6 separate regions of the Mus musculus genome follow, and all the other regions are linked to region 5. A link is a loop called in an ENCODE intact Hi-C map of the cell type or tissue named here. Cell type or tissue: heart. All regions are shown on one strand.

Evidence for each region. Hi-C counts contacts between places; a loop is a spot of excess contacts. Peaks named below come from ENCODE experiments on the same cell type or tissue, not always from the same donor. Only the 100,000 strongest peaks of a DNase experiment are listed, where the experiment ranks them.
Region 1: a loop joins it to region 5, with 3 times the contacts of the local background. A loop is called at or near these places in 5 of 42 quality-filtered maps.
Region 2: it touches region 5 in a loop (4-fold over the local background); 11 of 42 quality-filtered maps call a loop at or near these places.
Region 3: it touches region 5 in a loop (5-fold over the local background); 33 of 42 quality-filtered maps call a loop at or near these places.
Region 4: a loop joins it to region 5, with 2.9 times the contacts of the local background. A loop is called at or near these places in 6 of 42 quality-filtered maps.
Region 6: it touches region 5 in a loop (12-fold over the local background); 17 of 42 quality-filtered maps call a loop at or near these places.

The regions. Positions count from the first base shown.
Region 1 is chr8:95,486,854-95,491,853 of GRCm38, reverse strand. Csnk2a2 (casein kinase 2, alpha prime polypeptide) reads left to right here and starts at 3,034. Exons shown (of 12, transcript NM_009974.3): 1 at 3,034-3,510; 2 at 4,178-4,289. The coding sequence starts at 3,407. In heart, a CTCF peak has its summit at 2,924 (motif pointing right); a DNase peak (open chromatin) is centred at 2,943; H3K4me3 peaks cover 1,930 bases; H3K27ac peaks cover 1,553 bases.
Region 2 is chr8:95,597,486-95,602,485 of GRCm38, reverse strand. It overlaps the pseudogene Gm31518. Among named protein-coding and RNA genes, the nearest start is that of Prss54, 24 kb to the right of the region's middle. In heart, CTCF peaks have their summits at 150 (motif pointing left) and 2,428; no DNase peak of the experiment used is centred here; H3K4me3 peaks cover 457 bases; H3K27ac peaks cover 1,297 bases; H3K27me3 peaks cover 311 bases.
Region 3 is chr8:95,427,505-95,432,504 of GRCm38, reverse strand. All of the region lies in intron 1 of Cfap20 (cilia and flagella associated protein 20), which reads left to right. Among named protein-coding and RNA genes, the nearest start is that of Cfap20, 4.9 kb to the left of the region's middle. RefSeq lists an enhancer at 4,191-5,000. In heart, CTCF peaks have their summits at 2,220 and 4,706 (motif pointing left); DNase peaks (open chromatin) are centred at 2,384 and 4,724; H3K4me3 peaks cover 1,990 bases; H3K27ac peaks cover 3,580 bases.
Region 4 is chr8:95,531,649-95,536,648 of GRCm38, reverse strand. Ccdc113 (coiled-coil domain containing 113) reads right to left here and starts at 2,549. Exons shown (of 9, transcript NM_172914.2): 1 at 2,377-2,549; 2 at 58-184. The coding sequence starts at 2,477. In heart, no CTCF peak of the experiment used is centred here; a DNase peak (open chromatin) is centred at 2,488; H3K4me3 peaks cover 943 bases; H3K27ac peaks cover 739 bases.
Region 5 is chr8:95,343,764-95,348,763 of GRCm38, reverse strand. Usb1 (U6 snRNA biogenesis 1) reads right to left here. Exons shown (of 7, transcript NM_133954.2): 5 at 4,702-4,807; 6 at 3,392-3,475; 7 at 1,251-2,237. The coding sequence ends at 2,133. Among named protein-coding and RNA genes, the nearest start is that of Mmp15, 6.0 kb to the left of the region's middle. In heart, CTCF peaks have their summits at 1,951 (motif pointing left) and 3,900; a DNase peak (open chromatin) is centred at 1,933; H3K27ac peaks cover 253 bases.
Region 6 is chr8:95,695,285-95,700,284 of GRCm38, reverse strand. It overlaps Ndrg4 (N-myc downstream regulated gene 4), which reads right to left. Exons shown (of 17, transcript NM_001372423.1): 2 at 2,997-3,091; 3 at 128-172. Gm51585 (a long non-coding RNA gene) reads left to right here and starts at 1,938. Exons shown (of 2, transcript XR_003947588.1): 1 at 1,938-2,792; 2 at 2,959-3,250. In heart, a CTCF peak has its summit at 2,961 (motif pointing right); a DNase peak (open chromatin) is centred at 2,934; H3K4me3 peaks cover 237 bases; H3K27ac peaks cover 771 bases; H3K27me3 peaks cover 2,938 bases.

The DNA of each region.
Region 1 (5,000 bases), 140 kb before region 5:
AAAAGGAGATTGAGAGGGGGTGCCGTGTTTGGAATCAAGGTCAAAGTCCATGTGTTCGCTAAATGCTTTATTTCATTCAAATTTTAAAATGTATTTTATGTGCATTGGTGTTTTGGCTACGTGCGTGTCCCCGGAACTGGCATTGACAGACAGTTGTGAGCTGCAATTCGGGTGCTAGGAATTGAACCTGGGTCCTCTGGAAGAGCAGCCATTGATCTTAACCCCTGAGCTATATCTCTTTCCAGCCCACAGTTCTTGTTTTATTGAAGGTGTTAGAGTTTGCACAAAGTTGCAAATTTGTGGGCTTTTTCTTTTATGACAAGGTCTTGCTATGAAACCCAGGTGGACTTCAAACTCATGACTCTCCTACCTTTGCGCCTCCAGGGTCCTGGCGTTACGGTGCCTGAGTCAGTACTTGCGGATATTTGGCTTATGTCATTAATTGTCAGCCAGTGGTTCCTTCTTTCCATGGATGGTCATGTCCTTGGGAACCCATGGGTTTTTGTTATTTGTTGGTTTTCTACAGAGCCACTTGAGAATACATTGTGGAGATTAAAACAGTTCATCCTTCAACACTTGAAAATTTTAAAACCAAAGGGCTTTTCTTGTTTAACCCCAATATAAAGCTCATGTGCTTCAAGTTAGCATTAAAACAGTGGTATTTTCCAGGCAGTGGTGGCGCACGCCTTTGATCCCCAGCACTTGGGAGGCAGAGGCAGGTGAATTTCTGAGTTCGGGGCCAGCCTGGTCTACAGAGTGAGTTCCAGGATGGCCAGGGCTACACAGAGAAACCCTGTCTGGGAAAAACAAAAACATTGGTAATATATAATATACACCCCATATTAAAATTACCCCAGAGATAAGTGTATTCCTCTCTCTCTCTCTCTCTCTCTCTCTCACACACACACACACACACACACACACATACACACACAGTTCCTGCTTTTGCTTTTTTGTTGTCTTTTGTTTTTGAAATAGAGTCTACATAACCCACACTGGCCTGAAGCACATTACAGAATCTAGGCTATGCTGCTGCCTTAGCCTCCCAACTGCTAGGCTAACAGTCATGGACTACCCCACCTGGCCTGACCCATTTATTTATTTTGGATATTCTTTGCTGCTTTTGAATGATAAGGGCAGTAGAAATAGTGTGTCTGTCTCTCTAGGCTTCTGAATGGTTTGTTTTATTTTTTATTTTGGACAGGTCTCACTCCATAGTCCAGATAGACAGGCATCAAACTCATGCTGATCTGCCTGTCTTAACCTCCCAAGTACCAGGGTTACCAAAATGCACTACCACACCTGACTGCATCCCCCCACAAAAAAGTAAACAAACAAAACAAGATCTTACTATGTAGCTCAGGCTGGCCTTGAACCCACAGTCTACTCCTCAGGTAGGATTACAGTGTGCAGCCTCAGGGGTCGCTCTCAGTCTCCTTTACTCTAGAGCAGCACCTCAAGTTTTGTTTTGGCTGTGACACTGTTATTTTTTAGCAGTGTGAACTAGATTTTTTTGCTGAACTGTCCCTCAGTTTGGCCGTGTCTGGTTGGATGCAGGTTGAGCTTTTTTGACAGCAATGTGATGAGTGGTGTGTCCTTTCTCTGTGCGTCACACAGAAAGTCAGCTGGTCCATGCATAATATGACCTTCAGGGTCCCCTTTGTAACCAGCATGGTAACCGTGGGCCAAGAGCACTGTGTTGACTGAAGGCCTCCTGCCCGGCAGACACTGAGTGACCTGGTGGTGATCACCCAGCCCTAGTCATGCCTTCACATTGTTTTCACAGGGAGGGGACAGATGGCAAACCAGGAGAGGACTCATGCCAAGCTGTAGTTTTACGAAGGGCATGGAGGAGTCGCTGAGAGAAGTATCAACTTCAGAGAAAGTGGCCTCTAAGGTGAGATTTGAAAAAGAAAGCCAGTCATTTGTGGGGTGGCAGCGGTACCCCGTGGCCAAGCTCAGAGAGAAGAAGAAACTGAAAGACGGGCATGCGCTATTCTCAGGGAAGGAAAGGTGTAGAGTTTAACAACAGCGGGAACATGTAGTGTTTTAATATGGAGCAGTCCTTAGTCTCTGTACAGCTCTGTGAAGTCGGTGCTGGGTTGATGCTACAAAATCTGTAGCACGGAGACGTTGAGTCATTGGTTCAAATCTGCATTCCTTGCAAACTATGGAACCGGGACTTGAACCTCGATAGTTCGGTATGTGAAGAAAGAGGAAACGTGGCCTCATCTAGAAAACAGTGTGTGGGGGGGAGGGAGAGGGGGAGTTTAGAGTCAGAGCAACCTGGGCTGGAAGAAGAGATCCTTGTTGTTAAAGAATATGAACAGGAAAACAAGATAGCCGGGGACCCCAGGACATCAATGAGAGAGAAGACTGTTCAAGAAGTCCTCACTCCCCAGCTCTCCCTCCTCCCAAACAAACAAACAAACAAAATGGATATTTACATTCTCAAAGTATGATCCACAAATTACAGGTTCAATACAAAGGGGGAAAAACCCAGTTAACTTTATGGGGAAACTATCTGGTGGGCTCTGGTTTAAGCAAGTGGCCCAAAGGATGGCTCAGTGGGCTCTCAGGGAGGAATCTGGATGGGGAATTGGGAGGCGAGGGTAGCTTTAGGACTAGTTTGGTTTTCCTCTTGAAGGAAGGGATCTGTGGATGGCAGGGTGGGGTCCAGAGTGGGAAGAGGAGTGAGGAAGGGGGACAGTTTGAGGGGAGGGTTCTTGGGTTTCAAAGAAAGTCAGCTCAGGGCCAATATGGGAGGTCGTGGTGGGTGGACACGAGGTGACTGGACAGTGGAACTATGCTAAGCGCGGCGGCAGTCAAAGGTAGAGACTTCTGGGGGGTGGCCTGCAGTTGGGCAGGCAGCCGGCCACATTGCTTGGAGGGTGGCGAGCTCGCTGAGGGGGCGGGCGCCGGCCATAGTCCCCCCGCACTGTAGGGGGCGCTGTGGGCCGGGGCGGGCCGGGGCTGGGCGGCGGCCGCTCCTGGCGAGTGCGGCCCCTTTTCCGGGTTTCCTCCGCCTCCTCCTCCTCCCTCTTCGCCGCCGCCGCCGCTGCCGCTGCCCCTCTCCCGACCGGTGGCTGCCGCTGCCGCCACCACCGCCTCTGGGGGGCCGCGAGCCGAGCGGAGGCCTCCGCGGAGCACGAACCCCGCCGTCCCTCCGGCAGCCGAAGGCCCCGGGCCGGCTCGGCCGGCGCCTTCCGCGCCCCCCGGCCCGAGCGTCCGTCCGTCCGCCCGCCCCCGCGGGCCCGGCCTGGCGCGGACGCCCGCCGCCGCCGCCGCGCTCCTCCTCTTGCTTGGGCAGCCCGCGGCCCGCCGCTTCCCGTGCCTGCCGCCCCGCGCCCCGCGCCGCGCCGCCGCCGCCCTCGGCGCCCCGCGGCGCCCCCCGGTCCCGCCCGCCATGCCCGGCCCGGCCGCGGGCAGTCGGGCCCGGGTCTACGCCGAGGTGAACAGCCTGAGGAGCCGCGAGTACTGGGACTACGAAGCCCACGTCCCGAGCTGGGGGTAAAGCCGCCGCCGGCCGCCCCACGCGCGAACCGCACCCGCCGGCCGCTCGGCCTCGGGGCTGGCAGGGAGGCCCGGCCCCGGCCGCACGTGTCCCCGGCCTCTCCTGTCCGCCCTGCCTCGGTCCCCGGCTCAGCCGCCGGTGGGGAGAAGCGTGGGGTCGGGGGTGGGGGCGGCCCTTCCTCCTCAGACTTTGGGCTTCCTATGGGTTGGGAAGTCCATGGCTGTCCTCTTGAGCTGTTGAAATCTCTACCTCTTTACTTTCTGAAATGAGGCTGGGTGGGAGGGTCATTTTGAAGAGGGGCAGATTGTCTAGAGCGGGCAGTGCCCCCTGGAAGGTGTGAAATGGGAGGCAGGTGCCGTGGAGCCACGGGCAGGGCACCCCAGTACCACCAGGGGGGATGCTTCCCTTAGTCCCCTTAATGGCTCCTGAGGCCTTGTAGCTGCCCATTCCTCTTCTTGTTAAGAGTCAGTTAGGTTAGGAGCTCTGCAGAGTGAAGGGAGCCAAGCTTCTGTGTGGCTCTCATTTAAGAGAATGAGTTGCTGTGTGATGGTAGGAATACTTCCGAATGCTTGATTAGTTGGAGATGGCGGATGGATGTGTGGTGGACAGAGGCTTGCTTAATCCCAAATCCTGGCATTTATGTATATCTCTTGCCTTTCACAGTAATCAAGATGATTACCAACTGGTTCGAAAACTTGGTCGGGGCAAGTATAGTGAAGTATTTGAGGCCATTAACATCACCAACAATGAGAGGGTGGTTGTAAAAATTCTCAAGGTGAGTGGCCAACGGTGGCATGTAACCTTTCCCCCCACAGGGCAAAAGAACCAGCTATCCCAGAATAAGCATCTCCTACAGGACTCCTACCATGCTTTTCCTTGTGAACTTTTGAGAAAATGTGCGGGCTGGTCTTAATTCTGAGTTTGGTAGGTCAGGAACATTTAAAGTGTGAATTCTGAACTTCTCAAACAAAGCTTGTGAGGGGGGACTGTATCTGATATGGAATAAAGAGGTATTCGCAAGAGAGGAAGGAGTTTGCATGGAGAATCTGTCAACTGTAGGGATTCTAAATCTGTACTCGTTACTCTCTGCTCCCAGTTACTCCAGAAAAAGTCCGGAAAACCCAAAACAAAACAAAACTGGAGTCTGCTCAGAGATAAGTTTAAAGCCAAAAATTCAGGACAATTCCCTCAGTTGATATTTTCATTTCATGTAGCAGTAAAGTTTCAGGTGGGCTGGATATAGCAAGCCAGCCGCTAAGAGATCTGGGGCAACAGAAGAGTACATTCTAGCCCCTGAAATAATAACTGGAACAAAACTTGTCTCTGTGGCAAGACTAGCCCTCTCGCTTTGATAATGATAGGGCTTTTGTTATCACTCAAATGAAGACATGATCTTAATGAGCATGAAGAGTCAGCCAAGTTTCTGTACAGGTGATTGAAGATTCAATAGTGCTTTGTAGGTTGTTCGAGAGGGTGGTTCGTAGGA
Region 2 (5,000 bases), 250 kb before region 5:
CAAGATAGCCCTGAATTTAAAAATCTTCCTTGGGCTGGAGAGATGGCTTAGCATTTAGGAGCACTGATGGCTCTTCCAGAGGTCCTGAGTTTAATTCTAACAACCACATGGTGGCTCACAACCATCTGTAATGGAATCTGATGCCCTCTTCTGGCATGTCTGAAGATAGCTACAGTGTACTCAAATATATAAAATAAATATATATTTTTTTTAAATTAATGGCCAAAGAGATCGAGGTACAAAATTAAAAAACAAATCTTTCTGCCTCAGCCTCTTCTTGTGTACCAGGGCTATCGTGAAATGCCACCACACCTGACTTAAATTAATTTCTCTTTTCCCCCAAAGTATATGAATACAGTAAAGAAAAATAAGAACTCCAAGAGTTTGGGAGGTTCCCTAAAGGAGGAATACCTTAATTTACTTTAGACTCAATTATATTCCAAATGCATCAAATATTTAAATATAATGAAACCATTAAAATGTTTGAGATATGCAGTAAAACGATGCTCCTTACTGATTTTGTCTTGGTGGGGACCTCCGCCAGGGCCTCATGCTTACAGCTCATCCTCGCCATCGCCATCAGCCACACCCGCAGCCACTTAAAGGAGGCTTTTCAAATATTGAAGTGCAGAAGAATTTTTTTTCTGAGCTACACAAGGAACTTTAAAGATAAAAGTTGGATAAATGTTACCAGATAATGATTAAAATATATTGCCCAAGCAAACCAAAATCAGTACCTTATGATATAAATCACAAATTAGGACAAATAACACGCCATCTTTTCTTCTTGAAAAATTGAGGTGAAAAACTGTGTTGTCACTGAACTGAGAATCCTCCCATCTTAGCTCTCGAAGTATCTGGGATTACAGATGTGTATGTACCACCAACATCAGCTTGCAGTTCAACTTCTTGTCACCGACGGTGGGCGGCGTTGCTGCCATGCCGCGGTCGCCGGTTGCCATGTGTGCGCATGCGTATGAGTGCAGGCTCAGCCATGCTACAGCATGTCTGAAGACGTCAAAGGACAACTAAGCTGGCTTTTGCGGTGTGGGATGCAGTGGCCAAAACTCCACATTAAAACCCATACCAGCTGCTCTTGGCCCCAGCCGTGCCGCCACAGGTGAGGCAGGAGTCAGTCCCTCTGCTTCTGGAAAAGGAGAGTTAACCCATCTCAGCTCTATCTATATTTCAGGCTCCCAAATGCTCCCTGGTATTTGCTTTACTAGGTAGCACAGGGCTAGAATGGAGTCACTTTGAGAAAGGTAAGAAAACAAGAGAAAGCACCCCCAAGAAGCCACGGGGTTGTCCACATGCCAGTCAGGTGGAGATTAAAGTCTTCGTGTGTGTGTGTGTGTGTGTGTGTGTGTGTGTGTGTAATCTAAGTAGTCAAATGTGTATTGTTCTCAGGAGACAGACTCATCCTCTCCAGATGTTTTCTCTTGTCTCCTCCTGCCCCACGAGTCATGGCTTTCCAATATACGCAATGACAACTGTTTTTCACCGTGCGGAAGGAAAAAATATAAATAAACTGTCACCTGTGGAAAGGGCTGTGTGCTGGCTAGTCTTCTGTCTGAAAGCTTGCCATTACAGTTGTCTGCTATGAAACTTGAACGTCTTTGAACTTCATTGAGAATACTAGCTTACAAATGTTAACTTAGGAGTACACACTTCAGTGAAGCAAAGCTTAATTAAATGCCACGTCTGCCAAGGGCTTTCTCTTCACCGACTTAATTTGTTTCTCTAGATATTTGGCATCTAATGTCTTGCTGCCTTTCTGGGACACCAGGGTGTCTAATTTTTAGAGGGTTGGTGCGTGTAGCAACAGAGAATTCTACAAAATGAAATCTTACCTTTGAGCCCAATACAAAAGCAGACGCTGGGCCTGGAAAAGGGTCCCACACAGGCTTGCTCAGTCTGCAAGAGGTTGTGAGGGAAGCCACATGCAGCAGGAAGGCCCCAGCTAGGAGAAATCATGTTCTAGGCTCTGCCGTCCAGGGATGGTCACGGCCGCACAGATGTTTTCTCCCTAGGTCAGTCTGATCTGATAATTATTTTCACAGGGGAGGCTGCCACAGCCTTACTAGAAAGGAGGCAAATGGAAACCATCTGACACCAGGGAAGAGAAGAAAAAACATTGAGAAATCAGCCAGTGAACAAAAGCTCTCCTTCTGTTTCTTTTTCACTGTTAAAAACGGGGACCAGATGCTTTGAGCATCTCTCTCTAATCTAATCTATATAATCTATCTATCTATCTATCTATCTATCTATCTATCTATCTATCTATCTATCTATCTATCTATCTATCTATCTATCTAAATAGCGGCTTCTTTGCTATGGATGAAGGTAGAAGCTAGGCTGCCCCTTGGAGAAGACTTGGAATGTTGTGGGCAACATCGCCTCCTACCGTCCAAAATGATCATTGCAGCAAACTCCAGCGCAGTCTCTAAAGCAGAGACCCCCAGTGAACTGAAGGAATGGCTAAGCTGCAGAACCGAGGACTCCGTGAAAGAGCAGGTGACAACGTGCTTCTCCCATCTTCGTTGTTTGTCCAGAGTTTTTGTAACAACTTGAGTAGGATTTGCAGCGTGAACAGGACTCTTCGCTTACAACGTTATTTACTCTTTACCGCTGACAGATGGACAGCTTCTTAATCACCGAGCTTCGCACTGGAACACCGGAGACGTGGACTGAACAGAAGCCAGATGCCCAGACTCGCACCCAACATCTGACTCCCCTGAGTCACAAATCACAGCCAAAATCTTGGGGTTCTATAATGGGTTTATTGTTTGTTTGTTTTGAGACATAGTCTCACTACATTCTCTGGCTGTCCTGGAACTCTCTATGTAGATGAGGCTGGCTCCGAACTCACTAAAATAATCTCCTCAGTGTTGGGATTAAAGGCCTGTGCCACCACACTCAGGTGAGTGCAATTTTCTTGAATCTTTGTTTTTGTTTTTTTGTTTTTTTGTTTTTTAGTTTTTTGGTTTTTTTGGTTTTTTGGTTTTGTTTTTGTGTGACCAAGTACTCCAAAGCAGACCACATCCCTCACTTGGGAGTACCATGATGTTTAGAACAACCAGGACAAACAGCCAACCAGTCAACTCTAGAATCAGCTGAATTTCTTGGGTGCTACTGTCTTTAGCTCCTGTCAGGCCCAGGAGAAGCTATGCTCTAACCCGCCCAAGGGAGTAAGACTGCAGGAGAGATTCAGCTGCCTCCAGAGCAGTTCCTTCTGAGACAGGCTATGTAGCCTAGTGCTTCAAAATGAGCTATTTTAGGGGGTTGGAAAAGCTGGAGTTTCCTCTTCTTTCCTAGTCTGTAAATCAGGAAAAATGAGGAGATGGGCTAGTCTCATGACAATATTTTATACCTCACAGAGATACCCAGATATGTCTGTTAAAATTCAACCACACGGGCTGGTGAGATGGCTCAGTGGGTAAGAGCACCCGACTGCTCTTCCGAAGGTCCGAAGTTCAAATCCCAGCAACCACATGGTGGCTCACAACCATCCGTAACGAGATCTGACGCCCTCTTCTGGAGTGTCTGAGGACAGCTACAGTGTACTTACATATAATAAATAAATAAATAAATCTTTAAAAAAAAAAAAAAAAAATTCAACCACACATTCATAGTTATAGCCAAATTGTTTCTTTTACTTTTTTTTTTTTTTTTGCTTTTAAAGATGTGTTTGGTTTTTTTCTTTTTTTCTTTTTTGTTTTTTTAGATTTTATTTATTTATTTTATATATGTGGTGAGTACATTGTAACTGTCTTCAGACACACCAGAAGAGGGCATCGGATCTCATTACAGATGGTTGTGAGCCACCATATGGTTGCTGGGAATTGAACTCAGGACCTCTGGAAGAGCAGTCAGTGCTCTTAACCTCTGAGCCATCTCTCCAGCCCCCGTGTTTGTTTGTTTATGTGAGTACACTGTCACTCTCTTCAGACACACAAGAAGAGGACATGGGATCCTATTACTGACGGTTGTGAGCCACCATGTGGTTGCTGGGAATTGAACTCAGGACCTCTGGAAGAGCGAGTCAGTGCTCTTAAGTGGCGAGCCATCTCTCCAGCCCCCAAATCATTTCTTACTCCACAGGTTTTGTTGAATTATACCTTGATTTTTGAAAATAAAATGGCCAATCTTGTTTTAGTTAAATTAGCTTATCTTGGATTGGAATTACAGTTTGTTGTGAGCCGCCATGTGGGTGCTGAGAATCGAACCTGGGTCCTCTGGAAGAGCAACCATTACTTTTAATCACCGAATCATCTCTCCGGCCCCCAAGCTTGGGGGTTAAATTTTATGATGGTAAAATGTTCACAACATAAAACAGACCATTCCAGCCACTTTAAGGTGTGTTAAGTGCATCCAGCGACCATCAGCACTATTTAGTGTATACTTGTCCATCACCCTGGACCTATCGGGGACTCTTCTCCATCTCCATGTCTGCACCCACTTATGTGGAATATCCAGGCAGATGTGCAGACAGGGTCAGGGAGGCGGCTTGCAGGAGTTGCCAGAGAGCTTGGAGTTGAGGAAAGCTTGGGAAGTAATTGCTAATAGGTATCTCTCTCTCTCTCTCTCTCTCTCTCTCTCTCTCTCTCTCTCTCTCTCTCTCTCGTTTGTAAGCTCAGCCTGGCTTTGAACTTAGGTACCCATCCTGCCTCAGCCTCCTGAGTGCTGGGAACTCAGGTGTGAACCACTACCCTCAGCTATGATCGCCTTATTTTGTAAAGTGACCTCCAAATCCATCCAAATCCATCCACTACCACATTGGCAGTGGATGGCCAGAAGTTTTTCTTTTTAAAAACTTGAAGGGTGGTCCACCGTAGGCATACCCATGGATCCACTGATGGACACTTAGAACATTCTCCACTCACCCTTAAAGATATGCCCATCCTTCCTAAAAGACATCTCAGGACATGGAATATACAGGAATTATGTTCTCCTTAGCTTCTTTTTTTCTTTCCTCCTTCAATCCTTTGTTTGTTTTATTT
Region 3 (5,000 bases), 84 kb before region 5:
CACAAGTATTTACTATTCTGACTTTTGCGTTTGTGCACAGAGAAAATGCCTATTTGGTTTCTATGAAAAACGATCTTGAAAGATTAGGTGTAGCATCTGCTTAGGCTTCTGAAATTAAGGTGATGTAGTCATTGTCCTTTGGCTTTTCCTCTCCTAAACCTCTAATGTGGCACTGAGGCAGCGCTGAGACTAACTAGTTGTCCAGGCTCACTCACCGGTTCCACTCCCTCCTTAGAGACAGGCTCCTGCTGCATGGAGGCCATGAAGCGCTCTGCACGCAAAACCTCCCGCACGCACTTGGTGCTCCTGGCCTTCACCCACATCTTCCTTGGTCTTTGGTCACAGAGCAGAGGTAGCAGTGCCTCTGATGCTTGCCTTGACCCCACAGGGTCATTTTATCAGCTCCCAGCCTCTTCATCCTCCTGTCCCCACACTGGGACTTAGTTAAGAGCTGAGACAGATCTTTGTTGGCTTTCAGACCAAGAGCTTAGAAAAAAATCAACAGGTTCTTTAATGTCCCTTTACTTCTGGAACCAACAGATCCGACTACCTTTATTAAGAATGTTAGGGCTGGATGGGTACAACTTTAATTAGATGAGTCTCTGGGAGTCTGAGTCTAGCCTGGTGAACATAATAGCAAATCCTAGCTAGGGTGACTTAATGATGTACTGTCTCAAAACAGAAATAAAACGAAGAATGTTGCTCCTCCTGCACTGCACTGCGTGAGTGTCAGTCGGCTTTGCTGCTGCACTGGGAGCCCATGGCGCTGGCTGCCCATGGCACTGGCTGCCCATGGCACTGGCTGCCCATGGCACTGGGAGCCCATGGCACTGGCTGCCCATGGCACTGGGAGCCCATGGCACTGGCTGCCCATGGCACTGGCTGCCCATGGCACTGGCTGCCCATGGCACTGGGAGCCCATGGCACTGGCTGCCCATGGCACTGGCTGCCCATGGCACTGGCTGCCCATGGCACTGGCTGCCCATGGCACTGGCTGCCCATGGCACTGGCTGCCCATGGCACTGGGAGCCCATGGCACTGGCTGCCCATGGCACTGGCTGCCCATGGCACTGGGAGCCCATGGCGCTGGCTGCCCATGGCACTGGGAGCCCATGGCACTGGCTGCCCACGGCACTGGCTTGTGTTGCTACTAGAAGCCCATTGGGCTGATTTGTGAGTGCTGCTCTCTCCTCCTCCCTCCCAGCTGCTAATGTTTCTCCATGGAATGTGACTGTATCAGAGTCTTTTGTTGATCTTGTTAAGTAGTCATAATGACTGGGTCCCCATTTCTTATTTTAAGGAAGAATAAAGACCCTCTCCAGAATTTAAAAAAAAAAGTCACTACATTTTTGGTGTGTGTGTGTGTGTACACTCACACACAGGCATATCTTCTTGCCTGTGTCCATAGAAGTCAAAGGACAAGTTGTAGGAGTCAGTTCTTTCCTTTCACCACGTGGGTCCAAGAATTGAACTCAGGACAGCAGACTTAGCTGCAGTAAGGTTTATCTACTGAGCCACTTTGCTGACCCTAGACCCTGACTTTTAAATTGATAAACCTTGCTGATGTGTACTAAGTCTGTCTGGCCTCCAGGAATGGAATTGAGTGCCTTTGGATAGAAAGAGTAAAATGATTTTCACTTTCCCAGGCGTGGTCTTTATTTCTATGGTTGATAACTTTTACTGTAACAGGATGAAAGCAGTGAGCTTCATTTACTTGTGCCCTTTCAAGAAACACTGTGAGCAAGGTGGTGCTCGTACACACATTTAATCCTAGTAGCCAGGTAGATCTCTGTGAATGTGAAGCCATCCTGGTCTACGGTGTGAGTTCTGGGACAGCCAGGGTTACACAGAGAAACCAAGAATCAAAAGAAAGAGGGAGAAAGAAAGTGATCGAGGCTTGGGAGGCAGAAGCAGGCAGATTTCTGAGTTCGAGGCCAGCCTGGTCTACAAAGTGAGTTCCAGACAGGGCTACACAGAGAAAGCCTGTCTTGAAAAAAAACCAAAAAAAAAAAAAAAACCAACCAAACAAACAAAAACAAAAACAAAAAAGAAAGTGAGCGAGGGCAAGAGAGAAAGAAGGAAGGAAAGCAGAGCACAAAGAAAGAGAAAGACACTGTGGTGCCCAGGGTAACTGAAGGGACGGACCATTTGCAGATGTCTGGAGTTACTGTCAGCTGGGTAAGTAGCCCAAAGTCCCTTGAGCCTGAGCTTTGACCAGTCTCCCACAGAGGGCTCCCTCTGCCTGTTTTCTGACTCAGAGCCAGGCCCCTGGCCCTGGGCAGACTTTCCTACTGCAGTAGACAGCTTTAGGGGCTTAATGTAAATTGGGACATGTGTCATTAAGAGGACATGCCAGATAGCTGAGGGTTCCGCTGCAGAATGAGTGAGTGGAGCCAGAAAATGAAAGTGGGGGAGGGGGGCCGAGTGGGACTGGTACAGCTAATGTGTTATTTTTGAATCACTCTGTAGAACTGTGGAGATTGGCCAGCTTCCTCCCGATCCCTGTAGTATTATTTTTCCCTCATCCTGACCCTCCTCCCTGGGGCTCACACTGAGAGGGAAATCAGTGTTCTTTATTAGTTGCCCAGCAACCATGAAAAGCCTGGGAGAACACTGTGAGATGAGCTTAAGGTTTGCTCCTTTGGTGTCTGTAATACTGGGGATCATTCTCATCTCTAATTGCCAGTAACTTGGGTTCAAAAGCCCCCACATACTTAATGTGTAGGATAGCAGGGGTCAAGGTTCACAGGGAGGACTAAGAATACAAGATGATGGCATTTGCATGTCATTATGAAATCCACTCATCTTTTCCTTTTTTGAGTACTTCTGGGTAGTTGTGTGCATGCATATGTGTGGAGTGTATGTGCTGACGTGTTTGCTTGTGGAGGCTGGAGGTAGGCAAAAGCTGGTTAGCCATTGAACCCAGATCTGCCTGTCTGCCTAGCCCCACCTCACAGTGCTGGGGTTATAGGCAGTGTGATTGCCTTCCCCAGCTCTTATGTGGGTGCTGAGGATCCAAACTCAGTCTTACAATGTAGCCCAGGCATATCTGAAGTTAAAAAGCCTAAGGTAGCCACAGACAAGCAATCTTCCTGCCTCAGTCTCCTAAGTGCAGCCACTGTGCCTGTTAAGCCTGCTACTTTGCATGCTGATATTAATTTTGTTGCTGTTTTTGCTGCTGTGGCAGAACAACTTAAGGTAAGGAAGTTATTTGGCTCTTGGAGGAGATAGTAGGAGTAGGGAGAAAGATATGGCCAAGTTCATGGTAACAGGGACAGACAACTGGGTCATCTATGAAGACCAGGAATCAATGAGCAGAGAAATCTGACACTAATCTTGCATTACTTTTTTACTTATCTTTATTTTATGTCCATTGGTTTATTTACCTTTTTTTTTGTCCATTGATTATGTCCATTTGGTGTTTGCCTGCATGGATATCTGTGTGAGGGTGCCAGATCCCTTGAAACCAGAGTTACTCATAGTTGTGAGCTGCCATGTGGGTGCTGGGAATTGAACCCAGGTCCTCTGGAAGAACAGGTCTTAACTACTGAGCCATCTCTCTGGCCCCTATCTTTTCTCCTTTTTATTCAGTGATGAGTCAGAACAGAAGATGGATGGATACCACCCACATTCAGGGTGGGTCTTTTCTCATAAACTTCTCTGGAAGCACACCGCAGACATCCAGCAGTGTACCTTCATCACACTAACTTTAAAGACTGAGGGGTGTGTGTGTGTGTGTGTGTGTGTGTGTGTGTGTGTGTGTGTGTGTGCCTGTGTGCCTGTGTGTGTGCGTGTGCATGGTCATGTGTACGTACTTGGTTGCCTTTTTGCTTACCAAGTGAGTGCAGGTGCCTGCAGAGACTGGAAGAGCACATCAGATCCCCAGAACTCTAGTAATATGGTTAGGAGCCACATATGAGTGGTAGGACCAAACCTGGGCTCCTCTGCCAGAGCAGCCAGTGCTCTTAATTGCTTCAGCCCATGATTTTAAATATTAGTGAAAGGATAGTAAAGCAAGAAAATGTTCATGGCCACACTCTGCTGGTGAGCATATATCATGAAAGAATTAGTCATAAGCTAATTAGAGGAAGAAGTAAAGTGAAACCTTGAGCACTAAATGCATCGACCGCATTTTATCTTCATCCAAGGCCAGGTCTGCTCAGTGAACTCTGGGCCGAGGAAAGGAAGTTAACTCTTTCTGGGGACATGCATCTTACCACATGTGTTTGCAAGAAGCTTCCCGGAGGATGGGGTTACTTCCTGAAAGGCAGTGTTAGCCTGCATCTGTTTTGTTTTGTTTAGTTTTGTTTTGTTTTTGTTGGAGACGGGATTACTATATAGCACTGGCTAGCCTTACATTTGCTATGTACGCTAGGCTAGCCTCAAAACATACTGAGACCATCCTAGTTTGCAAGTGCTAGGTTCCCACCCATGTACTACCACAGCCGGGCTGCCTGTGTAATTTAATGTAGTCATTTCTAGAGGGGAGGGGTGGAAACCACTCCCTTCTCCCAGAGCAGGCTTTGGGAAGCCTCCTGTCCTTGAGTGTTCACGTCCCGGATCATCATCTGCACCCCACTCCATTTTTCCAGCTTGTTTGTGTTTCCACCCTTTGAAAGGGGCCTTGAAAGGGGGAAATGGTAATTCACTAACAAATCAGGCTGAGGAGAGACCTAGGAATGCTAGAGTGCATTCTAGCGCCCTCTGTTGGCCTCTGCATGCTGTGGAAGCCATTGTTCCCTTCGTAAGGACTTAGTGGGTAAGACTTGTAAGCTGTAAACCTAGAGAAGGTCAGAAAGGCACTTCCTTCTGTGAGTTCTGGCTGCCTTTCTGAGCTGGGAAGACCTCTTGTTGACTCTGGATGGAGAGCTTTTCGGAAGTGTTAGGACTGAGGCCATGATTTGAAACAATGTTGGATAAGTGGCAACAGTTGCCTTTTAGCGATAGTAGACTTGAGAGCCTAATTATTTTTTTTTGTCTCTTTTAGTCCATTGAATTTC
Region 4 (5,000 bases), 190 kb before region 5:
CAATATGCATTTATGGAGGCCAACAGGATGAAGTCCTGTTCACCTTTCATCGTGTACCTGTGAAAATTCTGCTGCTGTTATTTTAATATCTGACAACCGTGTCATTCGGTGGTCCCTGGGTTCCAGTCTAGAGTAATATTTCTCGAACATCTCTGTTTCTGTTTTGAGAGCAGAGTTTCCATAGCTGCAAGATACAAGGCACATAAGTGACTTCTGTGAATAGCACCCCCCAAATAATCAGTATTTAGTGCATCATTGGCCACCCATGGCCTGTAAGACACAGGTGTTCCTGGTACCTTCCTTTCTTCACCTTCACCTATACAACAGGTATAATAACATCACCTTTCTTTAAGGGTAGTGGCGTGGGGTTCTGTGGCCTGAGGTCAGCTTTGGGCCACGTAGTTCTGCTAGAGTATCTTAGATCTCTTGGCTATTGAGTCTAAGAAGCCACAAGATTCAGAGTGCTGCTGTTCTACTGATGACAGTTGCTGTCATCTTCAGATGTCATCTAACTCATTTGTAAAGGTTCTTCTGAATGGCCACACTCTTGAGGCTATCCACACCCACCGACCATCTCTAGATACTTCCCTTGCCTTGTGGTTCTCTGTTCTTTTACCACCAGCCTCCAGTCTAGAAATTCCATTGCATGTTTATCATAAACGGAAGACATATTTGAGCAGTGGTTTTTAAACAAGCAGAGATAACATATCTAGCTTGTCTTGTATATGCCAAGATTATGGACTTTGTAACTACTTCTCATATATATATATATATATATATATATATATATCTTGCCTTTTATGTTTGTTTGTTTGTTTGTTTGTTTAGAGGCAGGGTGTGATGATTTGAATGAGATGACCCCCTTACGCTCACGTATTTGAATGGTTAGTCTCCAGCTAGTGGAACTGTTTGGGAAGGATTGGGAGGTGTGACGCTGTTGGAAGAGGTGTGTCATTGGGGGGTGGGCGTTGAGGTTTCAAAAGCCTAGGCCATTCATAGTCACCACTTGCTCTCTGCCTTGTACTTGTGTGTCAGATGAATGCTCTCAGCTCCATGTCTGCCTGTCTACTGCCATTCTTCCCACCATCATCATCATGAACTCTAACCCTCTGGCTCAGTAAGTCCCTAAATTAAATGCTTTCTTCTTTAAGTTGCTTTGGTCATAGTATACCAAGGCTGACTTTGAATTCACAAAACTCCACCTACCTCACTGGCGCTGGCACTAAAGGTGCGAGCCACCATGCCCAACTTTAATGTGTGTTGTGGAGGGGGAGGTGGGTACTGGGATTGAACCCATAGCCCTGTGAATACTAGGCAGGGGCTAAAGCTATATCTCCAGTTCCAAAACTTTCCCCTTTCACTGCATGCACATACTCACATACATATGTACGAAAGAGGGTGACATTGAGACCTACACATACTGTTAAACTAATTCCTAAATTATGAGATTAGTACAGAAGCCAAATAGAAAACAGGAAAGCCATTACGTCTTGTCTTTTCAGCACATATTGTATTCTCGGTGGAGCCTTCCATGGGCCCGGGTCTGAATCTCTGATGCAGGATCTTAAGGAAGAAAACTTCAGAATGCGTTTCTCTCTTAAGATGGCCGGCCGATATACAAGACTGGCAGTTATAGACACTCACAAGGAAACTTCACAAAACATGTACCTCTGGGGATGGCTGTTTCACATACAAGATCATGGTATATGACAGACACTCACAATGGTAATTAGTAATAATCCCTCCACTCTGGTATGAACTATTTACAGATGTATGGAACCAACACCTCTTCTGGCCGCTGGAAACAGAATACTGTATAATATCAATACATTGTACACTGACTCTCATCTACATTATGGAATCCTCATATCCAGATAACCCACTGTGGAAGATGGAAAACAGACTGTGGAAAATACAAAGCCCTGAGCCAATCATTCCTCAGTCCATCTCCACGCCTAAATCCTTATTCAGCCCACAAGGCCCCAAGCAAATCATTTCAATAGCTTAGTTTTCACTCCGCCGCCATGTTAATGTTTATCTTAATACTAACTTTGGAAACCGGCTTAGGAGGCTACCTGATATAGACTTCGAAGGCGGCTTCCCAGCACCAGGAAGACACCAAGCCAAAGCGCTAGCTTCACTAAATCCTGTCTGATCTTTTCAAGGCCAACGGCTCCCTTGCCCCTCCACCCTGTCCGGGTTCCATCAGTGGCTTGTCAGTTCAGGAGCAGGCAAGCAGCAAAGCTAACTAGGCAAACACAAGTTCTTTCTCCACTGTAATGCGATGTGTGCCCGCGGGGCTCTGCGTAGATATGAGTAGTCTGCAAACTACAGCCCAGGCCTCAGAGACTCATGGCGCCCTCACGGTGCCAGTACCTGAGCTCCTCTACCAGCCCGCACAGTTGGATGACTGGCAGCTCGCCTTCCTCCTCCGCCTGGGAGTCAGTGATCACGCTGTCCGAGTCTTCCTCAGACATCACTCAGCCTAGGGTGCTTTGAGAGCCTTCAGTAAGCTGTCCCGCTTCACTTCGGCCGCGACCCTGAGGCGCGTTGCCTAGACAACTGAACGCTGTTTATAGGGGTGGGGCTTTGGGTGATGCGGCCCCTCCCTTGCACCTCGCGGTGGAGATCGAGCAAAGCTGCCTGCTTGCCTGCCTGCCTACTCAGATGCCTAATCCATCTCACTGTTCTGAGAATCGCTCTTCAGTTGGAAGTCACAACAACAGCTCCGGTTTGCCCAATGTCTTCTCGGTCCTTGGCATCATGTTAAGCTTATTTCACGCAAATCTTTGCATGGACCCTGTTAAAAAAAAAAAACTATTCATCCTCCTAGCCAGAAACCGTAGGTCCAGAAAGCTAGCAGCGACTCGCATAAGTCTCTGCCCCGTGGTGTAGTGAGGATTCTAATCTGTGGTCATTGCCTCACACGGAAGCTGCAGTTTTTTCATTTACTGCATTTCATTTACTGCAACTCGAACTGCATTACTCGAAGAGAAAGAGAAACTGACTAGTTTTTTTTTAAGATTTTATTTATTTATTTATTTATTTATTATATGTAAGTACACTGTAGCTGTCTTCAGACACTCCAGAAGAGGGAGTCAGATCTCGTGATCGGATGGTTGTGAGCCACCATGTGGTTGCTAGGATTTGAACTCCTGACCTTCGGAAGAGCAGTCTGAGCCATCTCACCAGCCCCTGACTAAGTTTTTAAAATAGGTATCAAGACAAGTTCCTAAAGGTGTCGTGTGTCTTTAGTGTTTTGGGGTAATGTGGGGCAATTTGGGCCCTTTTTTAAAAAAGTTTTATTTATTTATTTATTTATTTATTATATGTAAGTACATTCAGACACTCCAGAAGAGGGCATCAGATTTTGTTAAGGATGGTTGTGAGCCACCACGTGGTTGCTGGGATTTGAACTCAGGACCTTTGGAAGAGCAGTCGGTGCTCTTAACCACTGAGCCATCTCACCAGCCCAATTTGGGCCCTTTAATGAGATATCAGAAACCCAAACAAGTTACAGGCTGGGATAGCGACAGCAACAGCACTTTTGGGTACACTTAAAGGTGGTTAAGATAACATGTGCACACAACCAAGCTGAGTGTGCGTACCATCATGGGATCCCAGCATTGGTTAGTGCTGGGGCCACGGAGGTCCTTGTACTCACAGAGAAGAGAACCAGGAATGTTAATCAGGCAGGAGAGTATCCTTAATGGAGGAGACAAAAACACCTGCATTCCATCCAGAAAGCTGAGAGTGGATCTTGTTAATGACCTGGTGATCTTTTTGCGGTCTGTGGAGGCAGACCTCACCCCTTTTGCTATAGAGGCAGACCCCCCACACACTTTTGCTATAGAGGCAGACCTCCTCCAAATTCCCCAGAATGATTATCCCAGACTCTGCCCTCTCGAGACTAGAAGTCAGAGACCGCAGTAGATTCTAGGCTTTTTCTTTATTTTCTTTATTTTTACTTCATGTGCAGTGGTGTTTTGTCTCAATGATTGCCTGTGTGAGCATGTTGGATCCCGTGGAAGGTGAGTTACAGACAGTTGTGAGCTGCACTATGGGTGCTAGGAATTGAACCTGGGACCTCTGGAAGAACAGCAAGTGTTATTAACCACTAAGCCATTCCCCCAGCCCAATTCTAGGGCTTTTAGTTATAGGACCCACCCTCTTGGTCACGTGCCCTTTATAAAGGCGTTTCTATAAAGACACACCTTAAGGCTTATTGTGCACCTGGAATTGGACTGATTGGACCACTGTTGCCTGGAAACCTTTTCCCAGGCTGTACTCTGTTTTAAATAGGCTGACAATGAATCAACTGAAATTAGATTTTCCCCAAGTCTGATGCAGATTGACGAAGCCCGCCTGTGGCTGGTTTTCATTCTTAGCTTTTCATGGGGTGGGGTGAGGGTGAGGGGTGGGGGTGGGTTCAATTCCCTGTGAGACACCTGTAGGAAGCCCTGCAGGTGAGAGAGTCACAGCGGGAGAGTCAGGAGATCAAGGTTCTCCTCAGGCACATATTGAGGTATCCGTTAGCCTGGGCTTCCCGAGGCCTAGTCTCAAAAACAAACAAACAAACAAACAAACAAACAAGCGGGCATTGTTGTGTTGCTTAGCAACAAGGAAACACTCTGGAAAAATGGGTCGTTAGACCATTGCATCATTGGACAAACACCATAGAGTGTACTTACACAAAGTTAGGCGGCCTACTGCATTCCTGGACTAAAGGGTATAAATATTCATAGTTCAGCCTAACTTACTCACAGCCATGATAAACAAAAGTTCCCAAGATTAAATCAAACCCCAGAGAGTGATATGCGGCAGTGATTGGGTAAACAGAAACCCGCGGGAGCTGCTGCCTGTACGACACAGCATACTGCTTGACAGTATGTAAACAGAAAGAATATATAATAAAATTTAAAAGTCTACGTTTTACTTAAACCAACCTAGTAGTTTACCCTCATTATTAAATATGTATAATATCCCATTGTATTGGGTTC
Region 5 (5,000 bases):
AGGGTTGCCATGGTGCCTGTAGGCTAGAGAACATGCCTAGCTTCTTCTCCAGTGTGATTTCTGATGCCACTGGCACCAAACAGCAGGTCAGCTGAAGCCAGTAGATTCAGGTGTGGTGGCATTCAGGGAACAAGGCATGAATGTGTTCTGTAAGGCTAGGGAAAAGGCAGGGTTGTGAGGACATGAGTCACAAAGTGGGAGCCAGAGCACAGGCCTGAGCAGAAGGTAAGGGAGGGGCTGGGCTGGGCTGTATCATGGTGGAAGCTGAGGCTAGGGTTGAGTCAGGTCCTGATGTTCTCATGTCCCCAAGCAAGCCACGTAACTGTTCTTCCATAGTAATTACCTCAACCCAGGTTGCTTTCCCCGGGCTCAGCTGTGAAGGCCCTAGGAAGGGCTTAGTACAGGTCATCTGGTATAAAGTCTAAGTGTTGTGTCGGAGGAGTGAGGATAGCATCTCCCTGGGACATGCTGAAACCCAGTGCCACTGGTGAAGTCCTACAAGACATGGCAACCCTATCTTCCTATTTTCTTGCGTAGGGGGATGTCTGTATATGTGTGTGCAGAGGTAGACATGCATGTGCACACGGCTGTGCACATGTGCAAGCCAGAGGGCAAGCCTAGGCGTTTGTTGTTCCTTGGGGCCATCCATGCTGTTATTTGAGACAGGGTCTCTCATTGGTTAGAGCTTGAGAAATAGATGGGGCTGGCTGTCAAGTAAGCCCAGGGTTCCTTCTGTCTTTCTGCCTCCCCAATGCAGAGATTACAAGTGTTTGGTACCACGGCAGCTTCTAAAGGATGGGCTCTAAGGACTGAACTCAGGGCCTGACACTTACAAAGCAAGAACATCACTACCTGAACTAGCTCTCCAGCTCCCACTTTTTAAAAACTTTATGGGTCTGGGTGTTTTGCCTGCAAGTATAAGTACCACATACATGCCTGGCACTGGAGAAGTATAAGTAAGTACCACATACATGCCTGGCACTGGAGAAGGCCTGAGAGGGGCTGGAGTCAGAATGGCTGCCACGTGGGCTCTGCCGCCATGAAGAGGCTGGAGAGAACTGTCTCCCGAGGGCTGTTCTCGGAACTCGTGTGCCTGCACACACACATACATATGCTAAAATAAACAAATACCTAAAAATCTTTGAAGTCGTAAGAGCCTCCCAAGAGCCCCTGGACTGTGAAACACAGCTGGAGGGGAGATCAGAGGCACCACTCACCTTTTAAAGTAGAAGTAGTTTAAAATAAGACACCACATTAAAAAGGCAGATTTTATTTGTTGAACATAATTTAAAACTGTAAAAAAATATTTCTTCATCCATCACTAGAAATCCCCATGACAACTAGAAAGGTTTGGCTCTTTGCCCTGGTAGGAGCTTGATGGAAAATAAATTCTCCAATGCCTCCCTGGCCCTCTCCCCACTTCCCACCCCCACTTTGAAAAATGCTCAGCAACAGGGGCAGGGGTGCTCTGGCTGGAGGGAAGATGCCTCTTTGCATCTCTGGGAAAGCTGATGGGGAAAGTAGGGGTCATGGGTGTTGGAGGCCTGGCCAGCAGCCATAGCCAAGCCAAAATGAAGCATCTGCTGGGCTCTCCCCAGGCACCTGGCTGGGTAAGTGGGAGGAAGGAATGAAGAAAACTGCTGCTGACCACAAATTAGCACCCTGTGCCCTGGCCCTGAAATGACCTCTCCTGGCACAGGACGGGATGAAGGGACGAGGTGATAAATAAAGGAGATTAAAGAGAGGCTGACAGACAACGGAAGCCCCAGTCTGACACAGGTGGGTCAGAACACAGGGATCTAAAAAAGTGGTTGACGGCCAAGGGCATCAATATAGATTACTGCAGTGGAGAGACCTCGGTGGGGACTGAGCGTGGGTGGGCTCCCCAGCCAGGCTCATTTGACTTTCCTAAGAAAGTGGAGGAAGAATTAGAGGTCCGGGCTGCCCTCTACTGGTGATTTCTGGAAATGAGCACATTACAGTAGCAGCCTACCAACCTAAGGACCAGGAGAGAGTGAGCAGCCCACTAGATCAGTACTAAGTGTGGGATTAGGACTCCTGGCTGGGGCATCCCACAGATGGCAGCAAGTTCCTCCATCTCAGTCGGCTTGTGGAGAGGCACGGGACAAGGCTCACTTCAAAGGCATGGAGAAGAATTTGTTCCCGGACTTGCAGCGGACCTGGTTGGCCAGCACACGTAACAGCATCTCAGAGTCTTCAAACTCATCCACGATTTCCTTCAGCCAGCAACAGGGAGATGACAGCTATGTTAAGGGGAGTCAGACCCAGAGCACCACAAACAAAAGCAGTCCAGTACACTGGGCAATTCTGAGAGGGTCCCTGGTCATGCAGAACTCCGGGCTTGGCAACCATCATCTTGTCTAATCATCTTACAATTGTATGAGGTGGGGCCTATTGCCTCAGCTTGCAGATGAGGACAGTGCCCTGGGGACAGTGACTACTGTGAAGCTTGGTTCGGTCTGGGCCGAGGCTCCTGGAGCTGGACATCAGAGCTCTTTGCTGTCTTCAGTATGATCAAGCTGAGGGGAAGGTACCCAGAGACTGATGGCCCATGGACTTTGACTTGTAAAATATTTTTCAAAAATCCTAATCAGTTGCTAACACAGAACATCAGAAGACTGTACATAAAAATCTGGATTTCTGGCTTCTCTTGAGAAAAACAGAAATGCTGTCAACAATGGGCCATACTACTGACTGCCTTCATGCACTGCCAGGGGAGGGCGTCAGCTGCCACACACTGCATGCAAATTCTCCTTCCAGGGCCCTGATAGTAAGGTCACCTGTTCCACACGCTGTCAAAATGTGGCCTGGCTTGGCATGGTGGCACAATGGTGGCTACCAGGTGGCCTGAAATCCCAGAACTCAGAGATAGTAGGAACACTGCAAGTTTGAGGCTTGCCTGCTCTACAGTGAGTTCTAGGCCAAGCTAGGAGGCACTGTGAGACCCTGTCTCAAAAACAGACCCACAGTGCAACAGGTTCTGAGGGCTGGAGGTTCTGTGCACCTGACATTCTTCTTCCATTTCCAACTGCCACACCCAAACCTCTGACCTCAGATAAATGGCTGAGGCTGAGGGGTGGGTTTCCAGTCTCCTCACAGGACAGGGTTGTAAGGCAGGGCACACGGAGCCATAGAGATTTTGCTAAAATGCACTTCTACTGCCTTAAGTCTAGGGTGGGGTCAGGGCACCTATTTCACTACTCAGCTCCTAGCTGCTGCTGCTGGGTCAAAGGGAGGGGGATGAGGGTCTCCTGCCTTGCCATTCTGTTTCCTACAGGTTTAGGTTTAAGTACCAATCCTTCCCTTTGTCATTTGTCCTCCCCATCATTTTTGGAGCTCAGTGCTCTGTGTCCCTGCTCTGGAAATTCACCTGTAGTTCCTGCAGGCACTGTCCCTCCAGCTGGAGACTAGCATCACCTACACACCAGGCCAGGCTGACATGAAATGAGGGGTCCTGGGGAAGAAAAGCTGGGAGTTAGGCCACCACTGGACGGCATGGCAGGCCCATCCCCCCACAGCGGGTCTATGACAGTCCTGTTGGGTCTACCAGTAGGATCCCTGGATGCCCCAGTGCTGAAGCCAAGTCCCCTGCCCACACAGACATAATAGCTGGTGCCTCTCCTCAGTACAGGGGTGTACCTGTCCCCCAAATACAACAGTGACAGCCTAAGAACAATGTAATGGTATTTGACGGTTCATGAGGGCACTGGGTGGCGCCCTTAGAAAAAAGATGTGGGGGGCAATGACTCAGAGGTTAAGAACAATGGCGGCTTTCCTAGGGCACAGAGGTTTGATCCCCAGCACCCACCTGATGGTTAACAAATCTCCTTAAAGAATGTAAGTACCACTGGTCCCAGGGGGGTCTCACACCCTCTAATGGCCTCCAAGGGCACTGCATGCACATGGTATACAGACAGAGGCCGACAAAACATCCATAAGTACAAAATTAATTAAAAATTAAATGGGGGGTATAGAGAGCTGTGTACTCTTTTCCATCCTCGAGGGAAGGACAGCGAGTGACAGCCAAAGCCTTCCTCAGAAACCAACTATGTAGTCACCTGAATCTTGGATTTCCAGCTTTCAGGTTTAAAGGCATGTGCTACCATGTCCGGCTATAACTCTATTTTCTGATCTAGAACATTCCAGCAGAGGCCATACTTTTCAGATTAAATGAACAAAACCCCAAAATGTCAACAATGTTGAAGAAACAATAATTATCTCTATTTAAGACTAACTGTATACCTGGGCATGGTTTTGAAAAACACATCGAATAGAATCAATGTTCTTTTACAGCTGTGACACTCAGCCTGGACTTTGAGTCCCAGGAGGGCATAGGGAAGGTACAGTGAGACTGAAAAGCTACAGCTGTAGAGTCATTTCTATGTGTTGGCAACAACTACTTAGGAAAGACAGGCTAAACAGATACTCTACAGAGAAGAAGCACAAATCACAAGATGGATGGGAGCTTTTTGAAATGGTGGACTTTGGGTAGACACCTCAAACTCCAATCCTGTGCTCTGGCACTCAGTGCTCCCTCCACACAGGGAAGTTCTGGAGGTCTCTTCAGTTGTCTCTGATGGGGCTTCTTTGAGGATGCTCTGTTCCAGGGCTAGCAGAGCAGCAGCCCTGTGGCAGAAACCGTAACCATCTTTGTTCCCTTACCTCAGCCCTGTGCATTACCTGGTAGAAAGTAGTAAGGTCAAATTCCTTCATGGCTCTGTCCACCTCTGAAACCAGGTCCAGGAACTGGGCATGCCCTGAACTGACCTCCAGCCCGATGAAGGTCCTGGGAAGAGGCAGTAGAGACAACAGGGGCACAAAATGCAGCGCATGAGAGCACAAACTATACAGGTTGGTGCAGGAAGTATCCAACAGGAAGCCTAAGATTTAGGTTGTGGCTCATCTCACCTTCCTGTGCATGTCTTTGCTGCTCCATGAACCAGCTCTTTCAACCCACTTTCCTTCTTGACTTAAAATAT
Region 6 (5,000 bases), 350 kb before region 5:
CCCTGCCCTCACCACCAGAGACTGGGACACATGGACAGGCTATTACTCTCCTCTAGGACCCAGCCCAGTGGGAGAGAAGTCCAGACAGATATGGGTCCCATATTTGAGAGGCTGAACCCCAACCTACCTTCCAGTCTGTGTCCACAATTGAGAGGAAGGCGTCAGGGTTATCCTAAGGAGAACAAACAAAAGGGGGCAAGTTAACCCAGCTCCCAGGGCTCTGCACAGAGCAGACCCATCTTCTGATCCCCAGTCTACATTCATGCTAACAGAAGTGACTCACAGGTTACCCGGTGCAAGGATTTCTATCTTCTGGGTTAACGGGGAGACTCAGAGCTGCACCACAGGCAGAAAGCACTGAGATCTCTGCCTCATTACACATAAGGGAAGAGGATGAAGGAGCCAAGAAGCACTATGACTGTCACGCCCAGGGCTGGGTGGGTAAGCTGAGGCCTGTTCACTGTCCTGACCTATGGATATTAGGTGTTGTCAAGGCCAGCCACACTGCCCACTTTACTGTCTCAAACCTTGGGTCAATGTCAAACTGTCAGTGGCATGCATCTTTGATCCCTGCCTGTCCTGCCTCTGGTACCTTGAGGAGGGGACCGTATCTGGTCATGTAAAGGCTGGACTAGAGTGGGCTCCTGAACACAGGCTGATCAAATGAACAACCTGCCTTCACAAATGAGGGGCCTACGGCTCAGAACACACCCACATAGCACTGCAGGTATTTCCAGCGTTCAGGAGGGTGGAATAGGGGGATCTTAAGTCCAAGGCCAGCCTCAGCTCTGTAGTGAGACCCACTGATTCTTCCAAGGCCTGGGAGGAACGACAGGGGCCAAGGGAGGGAGGGCAGCCACTTTGGGAACCCCTCAGGAAGGGGGGCTGCTGGCAGAAGGGGGTAGGGCTGTTCACTGATGACGGAGCCCTTCACCAAGCTCACCAAACAGAAGAGCAAGTGGGAAGGTAATTACATCGGGGAAGGAGGGAGGCGGTTCTGTTAAAAACAAAATCTGACAGAAAGGATGAGGCAGATAATGGTAGGGTGTGCAGTGTGCTCTCGGGATGTTGGGGGCTCAGGAGATAGGAGTGTGGGAGGGATGGGGTCCACAAGCCAAGAGATAGCAGAAAGAAATAATCCAACATGAATCCCTGGGCGCCATAGGAGGTATATATGAGATCAAAACAAAGGGCAGGAGAGGGTCGGGATGCTAGGAAAGCCCAGGAGAGTGTGGAGACCAGCGGGGTGCAGAGAGGGAGCAGGCAGCACCTTACAGATCCCAGGACTCTGCAGTCCTCAGGGAGAGCTAGTCTAAAGTGGCTTATAGAGGTCGAGATGTATATAGAATATAGTCACCCTCCCGCCTCTGCATTGGTTACAGAGTCTTTTGTAGGTACCAGAGCCCACTTCTCTGAGATGGCATTTTCTTTGCCCAGAGCCTACGATTCTCCTCTCACACAATTTAAATCGGCTCTGGGTTGCCCAGAACACACCTTCTAGAAGACATATGTCATGGAAATAGTTGCTATACTCTGCTGTTAAGGGAATAAAGGCAAGGAAAAAAAAAGTGTGTACAGATGCTTTTCCTGGGCTGCTTCTATCTCACTAACTGAAGCCCCCCCCCCCCCCCCCCCCCGCTGTGGATACCATGGCTATGGGGGCGGGGTGGGGGGAGGGTGGATCGTGGGATAACAAGAATGTGTACCTGGCAAACTACAGCCACTCAGAACATAGAGGTCAGGCAGGCACTGCACTCAGGGTGCTATGAGACTCTGCCAGCATCACAGGTCGAGAAACGGCAGCTCCCAAAGACAATGTAAGGTAAAGCTAGCTGACACCTCAAGGACTTTGCTGGGAGTCACGTGGAGGCTGCACTGGGTGGTTTTTTTTTTTTTTTTTTTTTTTTTTTTGCCCCTTTGGGAAAAGCAGAGGCCACTGGGTACCCAGTGAGAACCTTGTGCTGACTCAAGGACTGAGACCTCCTCGTGAGACTGCAACACAGATCCAAACTCCAGAGAGGCAAGCTATGGCCCCGGTGGCAGGAAGTGAGAGGCTGGGTAGAGCAGAAGGAAGAAGGAGGTTGCCACGAACTGGAAGCAAAGGACTGTGAGTCAGGACAAAGGGATAGCAATGTGCTGCAGGAGGCTGGAGAGACCTGGGCACAGAACAGGCCAGCCCGGGCTTCAGGGTCAGGGTGTGACAGCCTGTTCTATGCATTCCTGGGCTAATGTCTTCCAGCAGAGGAAGCACCTGGGAATATGGCAGATACGCTCAAAGGTTCAAGGAGGCAGGGAAGGAGGGAGGCAGGGTAAAGAGAAGGCAATCCCCCAGCCTCAAGAATGAACATTGGAGAGTCAGTTTAGGGTGGTTCTGAGCTCTGGGGAGGGTCTCCCCATTACAACAGATAGGGCTGCATAGGACTATTATTGTGTGTCTTTAAAGGGTTGTACTGCGCAAGGAGAAAAGTGGGGATGCAGGAAGGAGGTTCCCGCAGGCATCCTAGCAGGAGGATGAACCTGGGTTGAAGAGCTTGCCAAATACGTTCACTTCTGGCCTCACGAGCTACCCTCAACTAACCTGGGAGTTATGTGTTAAAGGAAGGACAGACCATGCTCTCAGGGGCAGGGCTATGGTCTCATGTGCTGGGATTCCCCAGAGCGCTGGCTAAGCCATCCATCCGATCCCAATCCTTGCGGCTTCTTCTGGAAGGAAGCTGAAGGTGGGTGGAAAGGAAACACGGAGCTAAAGGTGGAAGGCTCTGGGCTCCTGCCTCTCCCAGCTGCAAAGCAAGGTGAGCGGGGACCATACCCAGCGACATGGGCTGGGCACTCAGGCTGGCTGGCCCTGACACATTTCTCAGGGAATGAACATCAGTTCTGGGTAGCTCTGAGCTCTCACAGGGAGGGTCCATGACAACAGGAAAGACAAGAACACACAATTTCCAATTTCACCACAAGGTGGCGCTCAGCCCCAGGACCTGGAAGGGGCGACTCACCATCTCAGTGGCATCCTGGCCGCGGAGCAGGGGCTTCTCCTCAGGAAATCGCAGCTCCTGCAGCCCTGCCATGGTCACGTCGTGGAGCAGAAGCCCTAGGAGGAAGGGAGTACGAGGTTGGGCCTTGTTCTGAAGCTGCCGGGTGAGGACATCACAGGGCAGGGCTGCTGTCCCCAGGGGACCAAGATCTGCTTGTACCAAGGACTATTATACTGTATTTGTTTTTCAAATAAAGTCATGTTTTGCAAAACTAAGCAGCAAAGGAACCTTGAAGGTTCTAAACAAAACCCTGCATTTATTGTGAGGCAAAAGGGCTCAATGGAGAGGCAAGAAAGAGATGGGATGAGAGCAGCTCAGAGTTGCTTGCAGAGATTTTGGTAGACTGAAGCTGAAGAGGATGGGAGGTGAAAGCTCTCTTTCCTGGAACCTGAACAGGGCTTGGCTTAGGACAGAAAACACATGTGATCTCAGCCGGCAGTCACCAGAGGGTCCCGGACCTGATTCTGGCAGACACAGAAACGTCTGACCTTTTAGAGAGAAAGGGTCACATCTATACACGTGTGTACACATTTCGGCATTCTCTCTCCCTCTCTCTCTCTCTCTCTCTCTTGTGCGCGCACACGTGTGTGTGTGTGTGTGTGTGTGTGTGTGTGTGTGTGTGTGCGCGCGCGCGCACAGGAGAGGCAGTACTGTGTCTGTCTCACTTGGGCATGATGGCAGAGGCCAGAAGATACCCAGGAGGGAAATGAGTCAAACATTCATTAAAACACAGAGAGATACCCAAAGACATTCAGATTAAAATAAGGTATTCTAGACTGGAGAGATTGCTTAGCAGTTAGAACACCAGCTGCTCTTCCTGAGGACCTGGGTTCAATTCCCAGCACCCACGTGGCAGCTCACAACTGTCTATAACTCCAGGTCCAGGGCATTGACACCCTCACAGACACATGTGCAGGCAAAACACCAATGCACATAAAATAGAAATTAATTAAAATACTTATATCATCTCTGACACCTTTGTTCTCTTGAGGGTCAGGTTGGCAAAAATGAATGAAAAATCTTCAAAAGGCGCAAACCACGGATTGAGGACACAGCTGGGGTGTAGCCAATGTGAATTACCAAAAGATAAGGTATTCTAAATATTCATATTGTCAGATTCAGCAAGTCCCAATCAACAAGGGAGACTTTGTAAGGAACCCAGGGGGTGACTAATGGCTCACTTAGCTTTGGGAATGCTCTCCAGTGTCACCGTCAACAGAAAAGTCAGAAGCAGCCAAAAGTTCACCAATGGGCTACGAGATTCACACATTACTTTGGTAATTTGACTAAGATAATTTTCAATTTCATGGGGAAATGTTGTATAACAATAAAATGCAGCTAACAGAGCTAGTGCGGTGGCTCAGCAGGTAAAGCCATTTGCCACCAAATAAGACAACTAGAGTTTAGTTTCCAGAACGCGCAGTGGCAAAGGACAGAACTGAATCCCACGAGCTGTCCTCTGATGCTACGTGCTTGTCACGGCACATGTAGAACCCAGGTGATAAGTGTTTCCAAAGCCGCTACAAAGCATTCAGTATCATCCCAGGTATAAGATATAAACAGGCCCCACAGAAAGAGCCTGGGAGACTGCACATTACACACGGTGGAGGGGAAGCTAGGGCAGAGGGGTTGTAAATTCAAGGCCATCCTGCGATACTGTAAGACCCTTACAAAATATGCATAATAACTGGTTTCAGGCATTGCCCCTGTAGCCGTGGATAAGAACTGAGAGAAGGGTGTCCACTCTGAAGTGGGTTGGGATCAGAGGCGAGTGCCACCGCGGCCTGGCCCCAATTCCTCCGGCCTCTAAGGCATCTATCTCCCAGCCTGTAAAGTGCCTACTCTGCTGTCTCATTCCACAGTGATGGGAAGTGAGGTGAGGCTGGAAGAGACCTGTTCAGTGTTCATGCTAGAGCACCATACCACCTAGAGAGTGAAGGGACGGTCGGTCCCGGTCAGTCCCTG